2 separate regions of the Homo sapiens genome follow, and region 1 is linked to region 2. A link is a contact called in ENCODE Hi-C or POLR2A ChIA-PET data. All regions are on one chromosome and are shown on one strand. Each heading gives the region's core, a stretch centred on a gene start or an enhancer-like site at or near the end of the contact. The rest is flanking DNA. Distances are from core to core; before and after follow the strand shown. Region 1 holds the start of UNC79 (unc-79 subunit of NALCN channel complex). Region 2 holds the start of ITPK1 (inositol-tetrakisphosphate 1-kinase).

Region 1 (5,057 bases), core at 629-3,128, 320 kb after region 2:
TGTGTGTTAATTTCCAATTACTGTTTTCTTTATCAAAGCCTCAGGCTTCCAAGAATTTTCTGAATAACCCATTGAGCTTTCTTTTAGTCATACAAAGTGTTTGTCATCTTCTCAGGAATGTTCATTATATTCATATTTTCTTTAGAATGATTCCAATTTCTTTTTACTCAGAACGAACTCTTTGGCATCATGCTTCACATAATCATTTATCTTTTACTAATAAATGGAACTTCTCTTTGGGATGTGGTTTTGGGAATGAACAATGACATGGAATGATAGCTGATTAGCCAGAGCAACCTGCCAATCAGCAGGATGTCAGAGTCCAATCACATATGCAACCCAAAGAGCCAATTCACTAACCCTTTATGAACATTTTTGCAAATACCATGAAACTTGAGTGCTGTGTGTGCATCATTATGGGCAGTTTCCCTGTTATTTGTAGATTTTTTTATTTGCTACTCAGAAGCATCTTTCCTTGATGTTTGTTCATAATATTTTTCTTAATTGTCCAAGATTTCACCTGAATAGTTTGATATATTACACAGAATTTAAAATTCTTTCCCTAAATAGGATCTTTTATTCTCTGAGGTGGAAAACATTGATTTATCAGCATTAAAAGTCATTGTCAACACTTACCGTTTTGTTCCTGTAACTTTTACTAAATTAACCTGCTATGACCATGCCCCTCAGCTTTAACAAATTAAACTATTTGAATGAAGAATGGACATAATGGTTGGGGATTGTGCCGTACTTTTAGTTTACAAGGACTTGCGCATCCATTCGATCTGCCCAGTAACTCTTCAGGTGACAGGGCAAGGTTTTAATGTTCCCATTTTACAGATAAAGAACCGGAGGTGTAGGGAGATTAGAAGATGGTCCTTGAGTGAGTAAGTGGTAAAAGTGGGTCTTGAATCTGGTTCTTCCCGACTCCAAGTGTCTCTCCATTCTGTAGTGGATTCTTTGGATATCTTCCTATTAATATGCACGATGCCCTCGTCTATTGCCTTCCTTTCCCGCTGCCTTCGGTTTTCCAGTCGAGGGGCTTCCTAATGTGTCCCTGTCCAGCTGGGATGGCTGCAAGGGAGCACACCTGGGGTCTTCCTGTCTTCAGTCTTTCATCTTCCTTTTCTGTGGCCCTTCCAGCTTCACCATCCGTGGACATCTCCTCCTTCCTTCAGCCCCAACTTCTAAAGTCTTGTCACAGCCCCCTGGCAGTGGGACCTCCCATCCCCAATCATCAGCAGGAGAGCCCATCGCAGAGGGGAGGCGAGGGCAGGGACCGCAGCGCACAGGGAAGCCATGCTGAGGGTTCCTCCTGCATTTTCTTCCTCGCGGTCCTCAGGAACATCCTCGCGCCCTCCGGCCCCGGCGCTCCAGCCCGCCCCGGATCCGCCTCCCTCTCCTTCCTCCCCGAGGTTGAGACGAAGCGTGGGACGCACCTGGGTCCCTCTCTGGTCACCCTGCTGAGGCTCCGGGGGCTGCTCCGGGAGCAGGATTTACAGGCCCGGAGAACGCCAATGGGAGATCCAAATGGTCGGGGACTCCGGCGCTTTAAGAGGCTTTTCTCTGGGAAACACCCGTCCCCTCCGTGCGCCTTATGAATGGAAATACTCCTCCCCCGGTCGAGCCCATTTTCCCATTTCACCAGGAGCCGCAGCCTGCTCTCTCCTTTCGGTCTCCCCGCCCACATCAACGCGGGCAGCTCCAGGAGGGGACGGACAGGAAGCCTTTGGCCGCCTATTAAATCCCACCCATTTCTCCGGGGGCGATTTCCTAACCTTCCGGGACCGAATTCTGCAATTTGATGTGCGTTTTGTCCGAATGGTAGCGACACGGGCCTAAGGGAGGGGGAAAGCGAGGGGGTGGGGGGTGGGGGGTATGCACTCTTTTCCTCGCAACATCGCTGGCGGAGCGAGGGAGCTCACACGACACAGATTTTGGGGCAAAGCCTTTCCAACTGGACAGCACCATGTCCACCAAAGCGGAGCAGTGTAAGTAGCAGCCGGCCCGGCATTCCGGCCCGGCCTCGGCTGGGAGCTATTGCAGCTGCGGCGTTTGCGGCTGCTGGGAGACCTTGGCATTGTGCTGGTGCGGGGGTGGGGGCTGAGGTTGGGGCGGGTGGGGGGTGGCGGAGAGAGAAGGTGGGGGAGGGTGGACGTTAATGGCAGCGCGGCGCTGTCCCCGGTGCTGAAAAATAATACGGTCTTCCTCGGGCTCCAGCGGGGGTTTCTCAAGACTCAGAGACCCTGCGAAATGAAATTAAAATGGGGTCATTCTCGGGAAAAAGAGGCCTCGTATCTTTCAGATAAACATTTCAGTATCTCTTGTTGGAGTGGGGGAAGGGGGGTAGCGGCAAATCAGGGGCGGGGAACTGTCAGTTGCAACCAAAGCCTGCCTGGCCTTCTGAGCATGCCCAGTTCTTGGTGCTGGAGCCATAGGGGAGTTTGAGTCTGCAGTTTCCACTTCGGGTGGAAGAGGCAAGAAGGGAGAGAAGGGGGAGGGAGCAGGGAGCCAGGCAAGAGGAAAATTAACTCACTAATGCCAACACCAATGTCAAAACCAACCACAACCATGCGGTGCTTACAAGAAAGTGAAAGGAGCTCTGGGAAAATGACCTAATTGATCTAATTATTGTTCCAAAGAGCAGGCTTCCTTTGTAGGGCAGCCCATAGCACCGGAGGATTTTGGTTGTCCCAGTAATGACTGACTGTGTGCGTGGTTGGAAGCAACCTGCTAACTCCTTGTGGATGGAGTAAGTTTCTAATATGGTTCCCATAGTCTGTCTTATTGCAGTGCGCACTAGTAGGCCTTCGGTGTGTGCTTGGTAGGTTGATCAATGTGAAGCCTTTTTCCGAGTACACTTGAGGGCTTGAGGGATTCAGGAGCTTAAACTTCAGATTGTAAATAAAAGACGTTTTTATTAAGCAGTAAGTTTGAATTTTTAACAATATACCAGAACTTATTCACCTAGATTGACTCCTTTCTTCCAAAGCAGTACACGTTATATGGATAATGCTGTCACTACTTAAAAGTCTTTGTAATTCTTCTTTGGAATGGCTACTAAAGCCGGTTTTTGAGACACACAAAACAGTAGTCTCATTATTTGAGGGCAATATCTTATATATGATAAAATGCAGTATGTCATTTATTCACCAGATAAATTAAATAAACTGAAGGCTTATAGAATTCTCAGATTGATGGTTCATTAGAAATTGTGCATGCCCACCTACCACCCAGTGCTTTTACTTCTTTATGTTTTTTTGGAATCCGGAAGATCTGAGTTTCAATCTTAGTTTTGCTACTGTTTGACCTTGGGCAAGATAATTGACCTCTCTGAACTTTATTTCCTCATCTGTAAACCTGGGCTAATCATGCTGATGGGGTTGTTGTGGGGAATGAGAGAATACATATAAAAGGTTTAGTAATGAGCCTAGCACATAGAATGTACTCAATAAATGATGGCTATGATAATGACAAGCATTGCCCACTTTTAAATAGTCCATCTCCTCTAAATAGTTAGGAAGCTCTCTTGTGATTTTTTTTGCATGTTTCTGAAAGTTAAATCTACATTCAAAATTAAGTTTTGCTTTTACAGAGGTTTTTGAAAAAAATTGGGTGCATTCTGTTTTGAGGAATGGTAACATAGTTTGAGTCCATGTAGAACCTCCCACTTGAGAATATCACATCCTGATATTATAATAAAGCCAAGTGGTTTTATTATAGTATGGTTTTTAAAGGAAAAAACACCACCTGTCATTTGATTGTGTAGTTACATATTACGTAAGTAATTTCAGGCTAAAGCCAGTGAGTATTACTGTCCTCTTCCTGTGTTTTCTCTTCCTTGTTACATTTTGAAATGGACTGGATGCTTTGTCTTGTCTCTTTCCTGGGCAATGAATAAAATCTATCTATGGACTTGATTCTGTAGAGCAATTAGTGGACTTAAGTAGCTATTTTAGACGTGTTAGTGAAACAGATTTTTTTCATCTGTAGAGGATGAAAAGGACACCATATCTGGAGCTAGAACATGTGGACTTGAGCTTTGTATGTCCTTCTGATTAATTGTGAGACACGGGGCAATTAACTTAATAGTTTTGTGCCTCAGAGTTTCCATCTTTAAAGTAAGGAATTGTAGTAGGAGCTATCTTTGCTTTAGTCTTAAGGGTTTGGAGGGCAAAGGAGGTAAATGGGAGTAGGCTGTGGAAAGGTTAAGGATGCTATGGATGTTTTTAGATATCTGTATTTAGAATGAAGGTAATTAAGGAATCTCTTTTCTTTTTCTGTTAATATGCACTAACATGAGTGGATTGACATTTTCGTGTATGTTATGTACCTGAAAATAAAGCAAAAACACAATAGGCTGCATAGTTGATGTTCATGAAGGACAAATACTTTTTATAAAAAGAACGCAGATTGGCAGCATTTTATCCTTGGACTTGGTAGAAGTTTAGCTACGTGTAAGGAGCAAGAGAAGGAAAGGTCAGGGAATTTTTTTTTTTCTTCTACTGGGTGTGAAGACTACTGGATAAGGAGAGAATGGGAGAGCTCGTTTCTCCTCTGCATTCAGGATGCACATTACCACTTTCCTAAGGACTGAGGAGGGAGAATTAGGCTTAATATAATGTCAAAATATTATTTCTATTACTCTTCTTCTTGGAGCTTCTTGATGTTGATAAAGGTTTCACTGGTTTGACAAGTAGACATAGTTTTGTTGGACCAGCAAGAGAAAGTACTTGCATTTCAACCCAAACCAGCTTACTCGATTTACCTTTGAAATGTAATGTATCACAGAGATATGAAAAATGATTTCTGTTTTATGTAGTGGCATTTTCTTTTGTGAGATAAGTAATAGTGATGAAGGAGAAGCTAGTGGCCGGGCGCAGTGGCTCACGCCTGTAATCCCAGCACTTTGGGAGGCCGAGGCAGGTGGATCACCTGGGGTCGGGAGTTCGAGACCAGCCTGACCAACATGGAGAAACCCCATCTCTACTAAAAATACAAAATTAGCCTGGCATGGTGGTGCATGTCTGTAATCCCAGCTACTCAGGAGGCTGAGG
Region 2 (5,604 bases), core at 1,646-4,145:
AAAAACTCTTTGGTGTTTTCTTTTCCTTCTTAGGCTTAAGTGATAAAATATCTAAAGCTTCCCTAGTGAAAACACAAAGTGGGCTTCCTCGGGTTCTAGAATGGCCCTGATGACTTCTGCCTTCTTTGAAGCCAATATTTTGGCCAAAGGAAGGCAACTAGACTTTGAAGACAACAACTCTTTCAGAGAAAGTAATGCTCTACTCCCCAGAACGTTGATAGCATAGCTTGCTCTGAACCTCCCACCCCTTTAAAGGAAGAATGTCTACAAGGTCAAGCCAATCTGCAGGTCCAGCACGAGGACCTAGTTGTGAGTCTCGGCGAAGAATATTTTGCGAGAGCCTCCTAATTACCAAGCAAAACAAGCCAACCCAATGACAAGCCTCAAGCTTGAGTTGCAGACACAAGATGACATAAATACAGACAGCAGTACAAAGGGTGCGAGGTATTCGCTGGGATTTCCCAAGTCTTACATGACTGCAGGGGGAGCTCCGGTGCCTCACATCAGAACTGGACTTCGAGAACATGCCAAAGCAGCTGCTCCAAATTTCTTTAGTGTCTTAGAATGCCCTTCCCACAAGTGAGTGTATCCGCGGTACAACGTTCAAGTACCCTTTTGTAATGTTCCAAGGGTCCTAAGACTCATTTTCAAAGCTCTGGCTTCGAGCTCCTCCTGATTTCTTCATGAATTGCTGGGGCCACTCTGCATGCCCTATTGATCATGAAGAGCCTGTCTTCTAGGGAAACCGGCCTGGGAGAAGGCAGCCAACCCCATCCCCAGACCAAGGGATAAAGAACCAGGCACTATCCTGTACAAGCTGTGCCCCTCTGGCTGCAGGAAGAGCGCCTGCGGGGCTTGCACGGGGCAAAGGAGCAGCAGGCCCTTGGGAAAGGCATGAGGCACACAGAGGTGCTGCCAGGCTCACCTGCGCATGCCAGCTCAGACCAGCCACGGGCCCCCAGGAGCACCAGGGGTTACGGAAACCCAACTGTTCAATTCTCCAAGATGTGTGGGGCCCCCACAGGGACAAAAATGCAAGTAGAGCCCATTTTCAAAAATCAGTCTAACAAGCTGCATCACAAAAGGTTTCCACCTGGAGTTTGCAAAAGGCTTTCAGAGCTAGATTCTCTTAGGCTTGCATTGAGAAAAGGGCTTAACTGCTTCTCAGAGGCAAAGCTACAGTTGTGGAGCAAGGGAAGGCCTACCTGACCCAAGACTCAGTAGTTCTGTAATTTATTAAGAACGTGATCTGTTAAACACCGGAGACTCCGCCAAGGAGCACCAGCATGGTGGGAGCAGGGGCACACAGCCCAGATGGCAGAAGGCCACTCCACACCACGGGCATTTACCCAGCACTTTCTACGCACCAGCCACTCCCTAGCTGCGGGACCCCAAGCTAGGTACCCCGCTCCTCTGCCGATCGGTCCCCGTTCTCAGACAGGTGGCCCAGAATCACCACCCTGGCCAATTTGCAGGGCTGCTGCGAGGCTCTAATGAGACAGCAAATCACCACATACATGCCAAGAATTGCTACTCGCTTCAACTGGGCTTAACCTCATGATATGCAATGACAGCCTCAAGAGCCGAGCACACGCGGGGCACATAGTAGGTGGTCCACAAACGTGGGTGCCCTTTCTTCATGAAAGGGAAGGGGACGAAGGAAGAAAAACACTCCGGTCCAAAAGTACCCTCAAGCCCTTACCCCACAGCGTGGATGCCCCGATTTCCCAGGTCCCTCCGCAACCCTCAGTAGAACTCCCACCGCGCCCTGGGCTGCTGGGGGCCTCCCCAGCCGGGTCACAGTGCACCTGAACGCCCCGGTCCGTGCCACCTCGCCCGCACCGGCCACCGCTTCCCTGGAACGCGGCCGGCGGCCGCCACCGCCACCTGGCTGCTCGGACTCAGTCTCCCCGCGCGCCGCTTCTTCCCGTTTGGCTCCGATCTCCCAAAACAACTAATGAGGCTGCACCGGGCTCGGGCCGGGGGTCACCGGGCTCGGGCCGGGGGTCCCCGGGCGCCGGCGCCGCGTCCCTCCTTACCTGCACAGCTCGGCGAAGGCCTGGAAATTCAGCTTCTTGATTTTCTTCTCGCTCAGCCAGTAGCCAACTCTCTTCCCTTTCAGAAAGGTCTGCATCTTCCTCCTCGGGCGGGGAGCCTGGGTCCGGAGGAAATCGCCCACAGGCCGAGTCTGGCGGCCGGCGCGCGCCGCGAGCGAGTGGGCACCTCCTCCCGGCGGCGGGGACGCGGAACGGGGATCGGAGCTGGGGCGCGCAGTCCTGCCGCGCGGAGCGGAGCGGGGCGGGGCGCGGCGGGCGGCCGGGAGGAGGGAGCGGCGCTCAGCGCGGAAGGCCACTGGCTGGGCCAAGCTGCCACCGCCCACGCCCCCGCCGCCTGCGGGCTCGCCCGCCCGCCCACCGGCTCGCGAGCGCCGCGCCGCCCGGCCTGCCGGCTGAGGCTGGGGCACGGCTGAGCCTGAGTCTGAGTCGGAGCTGGGGCCAGGGCCCGCAGGAGGGGAAGCCGGGCCTCCGCAGACACCGCCCCCGCCCTGCCCGCCCTCCCGCCGCGCGGGCCCGAGCCACACGCCCTCAGGCGGCGGCAGAAGCGCGGCCTCCGAGCCCTTCCTCCCTCCTCCTCCCGCCCGGGTCCTCGCCCTCTGATGTTCCCAGCCGGGCCGTAACCCCTGGGCGCGCTTGGACCCCGGCGGGGCGCACGCGGCCACTCGGCCCGGCCAGAGATCCTCACCCGCCGCCGCCGCCGCCACTTCCTCCTCGGCCTGGTCCTCGCGCGCTGCCCGCCGAGAAGGGCGGCGGCGAGCGCCCGCGCACTCGCCGCCCCTGCCCGCCGCCGCCCCGCGCTGGCCCGGCCGCCCCGCTTGAGCCCGCGGCGGCGAGGAAGCGGCGGGGCGGCCGCCAGGGGGCAGCGCCGCCCGCCGCCTCTTAAAGGCGCCGCGCCGGCCCTCGCGGCTACCCGGCGCCTGTTTGTGTCCCCGGGTGTGGGGTGCGGGGCGCGGGGCTTCCTGGGGGCGGCCGTGGCCCGGCGGTCTTACTTCGGGAAGGGAGCCGCGGTGTGGGCGTGTGTTCCGCCTGGCCTTTGGGGGCGACCGAGCCGCTGAGTTTCGGAAACGTCTCTGTACCCCCAGCAGGGTTCAGCACCCCCAAGGCAATCCATTGCAACTGCGCCCGGAAGGAGACCTTCCAGGAATTCGCCCCTTCCCTCGAGGAAGCGGACCCTGGCCCAGGATGGGGCCCCCCGGGGGGGTGGGTGAACACCCAGGGGCCCTCCTAGGCGTAGGACGTGACCACCAGTTCTCACTCTAGGTCCCCTTCACTGAGGGGGGAAGGGGCGGGGACTGGAGGCGACAGCGACAACAGCGGCCGTCCCCGGAGACCCCTTCCTCAGGGGTGCGGGTCAGCGTCGGCGCCGGGGAGTCACTAAACCCCGCCTACCCTGCCCTGCCCTATGGGGCAGCCAGGGAGCTTTCCTGCCTCAATGGTCTCTGGGTTTGGGAAGGAGAAATGGACTTCTCTCCCCAGGCCCAGGCAGGAAAAATGGATTCCCGTGGAGGGAAGGCTCAGAAAAGTTTGAGAGGAGACACTGAAGCTGGCCTTGGAAATCAAGGAGATTTTGATGGAGCAGGGAAGGGGGATGAGCTTGAATTGAGGCTGGGAGACAAGAAAAAGCCAAGTTGCCAGCGGGTGACCAAGACTTCCCTTGATCACACTTGAGTCAGGCTCCTCCGAGACCTCTTTCTGACCAGGCCCCGACCTTGGGCTCTGTCCTTGGCCTTCTTAGTCCAGTTTTAGCCAGAATCCTGCTGTCAAGAATATCTCCACGCTTGGTATGTGATCACCCTGGCCGGCCTACATTAAGAAACTCCGTCTCAAAAAAAAAAGAAAGACAAGGATCTCTCTATGCTGCCCAGGCTGGAGTGCAATGGTGCAGTCATAGCTCACTGCAGCCTCGAACACCCCTGCTAAACTGATCCTCCCACCTCAGCCTCCCGAGCAGCTGGGACTACACTGTGTTGCCCAGGCAGGTCTCGAACTCCTGGCCTCAAGCTGTCCTCCCACCTGGGCCTCCCAAAGTGCTGGGATTGTAGACCTGAGCCACCCCGCCTGGCTTCCCTGCCATCTTTAACGAGAATCTGATTAGTTTTTTTCTTTAACAAGGTAGAGAAAACGGATGGATGGAGAGTGGAAAAGACGATGGGTGGGAAACAGGACTCCTCCAGGGGGCCAGCTAGGGACGGGCACTGCATGCCTTAGGCAAGGGTACTGCGAGTTTCATAGGCCATGGGAGCCTAGAAGGTAAGTGGTGACAGGTTCCAGGGTCAGCTCTGTGGCTTAGAATGCCTGGCTCCTGGGGGGGACATGGAAAGCTGGATAAAGGGAAGATCATAGCAAGGACCCCTAGGGCCGAGGCACAAGATGGATAAAAGAAGGCTAAGGGAGGCTGCGCATGGTGGCTCATGCCTGTAATCCCAGCACTTTGGGAGGCCGAGGTGGGCACATCATGAGGTCAGGAGATTGAGATCATCCTGGCTAACACGGTGAAACCCTGTCTCTACTAAAAATACAAAAAATTAGCCGGGCGTGGTGGCGGGCGCCTGTAGTCCCAGCTACTTGGGAGGCTAAGGCAGGAGAATGGCGTGAACCTGGGAGGCAGAGCTGGCAGTGAGCTGAGATCGTGCCACTGCACTCTAGCCTGGGCAACAGAGTGAGACTCCGTCTCAAAAAAAAAAAAAAAAAAAGAAGGCGGCTAAGGGAGTAAAAACGAAGGGGATGGGGGCAGCAACTATAAACTTGATACTTGAAGTCAGCAGTAGGGATTACAGGCATCGACTTTAAATGTCCTGCTGTTCTTAGGAACTGAAAGACCAGTTGAGGCTGGGTGGTTCAGGAGGGTTCCTGGAATTCCCTCACTCCTTTGGCAAACACACGAGAGCCCAGTGTGTGGCAGAGGAAAATGGACACAAGCCATTGATTAGAAACACGGGATGAGGCTGGGCGCTGGGAGGCCGAAGCAGGCGGATCACCTGAGATCAGGAGTTCGAGGCCAGCCTGACCAACATGGAGAAACCCCATCTCTACTAAAAATACAAAATTAGGTGGGCATGGTGGCGCATGCCTGTAATCCCAGCTACTTGGGAGGCTGAGGCAGGAGAATCGCTTGAACCAGAGAGGCGGAGGTTGCGGTCAGCCGAGGTCGCGCCATTGCACTCCAGCCTGGGCGGCAAGGGCAAAACTCCATCTCAAAAACAAAAAAAAGAAAGAAAAAAGGAAACGTGGGGTGAGAGCTGAGAGGGAAATGGGAAGGAAGATGGCAATCTGTCCCATTTTGCTGCATGACTGGGGAGACTGTGGCATAGGATCTTGAAGGATGAGTAGGAAGGAGTTCAGTGGGGGAAGGAGGCAACATTCCAGGCAAAGGCGAAAACAGGTGCGAAGTTTCAGAGGGTGAAAAGGGAAGAACACCGTAAATAAGGGCACGGTAAGATGGAGATGGGCAGGAAGATGAGGCCTGAGAAATGGACCAGGGGAACTTGGGAGGGATGCTGAAGACAGTGTGTGTGTGGTCACTTCTGAACAGGAGCTGGATGAAGTT

Evidence for each region. A loop is a pair of places that touch in the nucleus more often than their neighbours do. ChIA-PET counts read pairs that join two places held with the same protein, here RNA polymerase II (POLR2A).
Region 1: a loop to region 2 is called in a map of posterior cingulate gyrus, with 6 times the contacts of the local background. The contact joins the promoter of UNC79 here to the promoter of ITPK1 in region 2. A Hi-C loop is called at or near these places in 1 of 168 maps with a recorded cell type or tissue (posterior cingulate gyrus). POLR2A ChIA-PET finds 5 or more read pairs at or near these places in 1 of 52 experiments (GM12878).

The regions. Positions count from the first base shown.
Region 1 is chr14:93,429,061-93,434,117 of GRCh38, forward strand. It overlaps UNC79 (unc-79 subunit of NALCN channel complex), which reads left to right and starts at 1,879. Exons shown (of 52, transcript NM_001395159.1): 1 at 1,879-1,991. The coding sequence starts at 1,970.
Region 2 is chr14:93,113,030-93,118,633 of GRCh38, forward strand. It overlaps ITPK1 (inositol-tetrakisphosphate 1-kinase), which reads right to left and starts at 2,896. Exons shown (of 11, transcript NM_014216.6): 1 at 2,743-2,896; 2 at 2,040-2,276. The coding sequence starts at 2,134.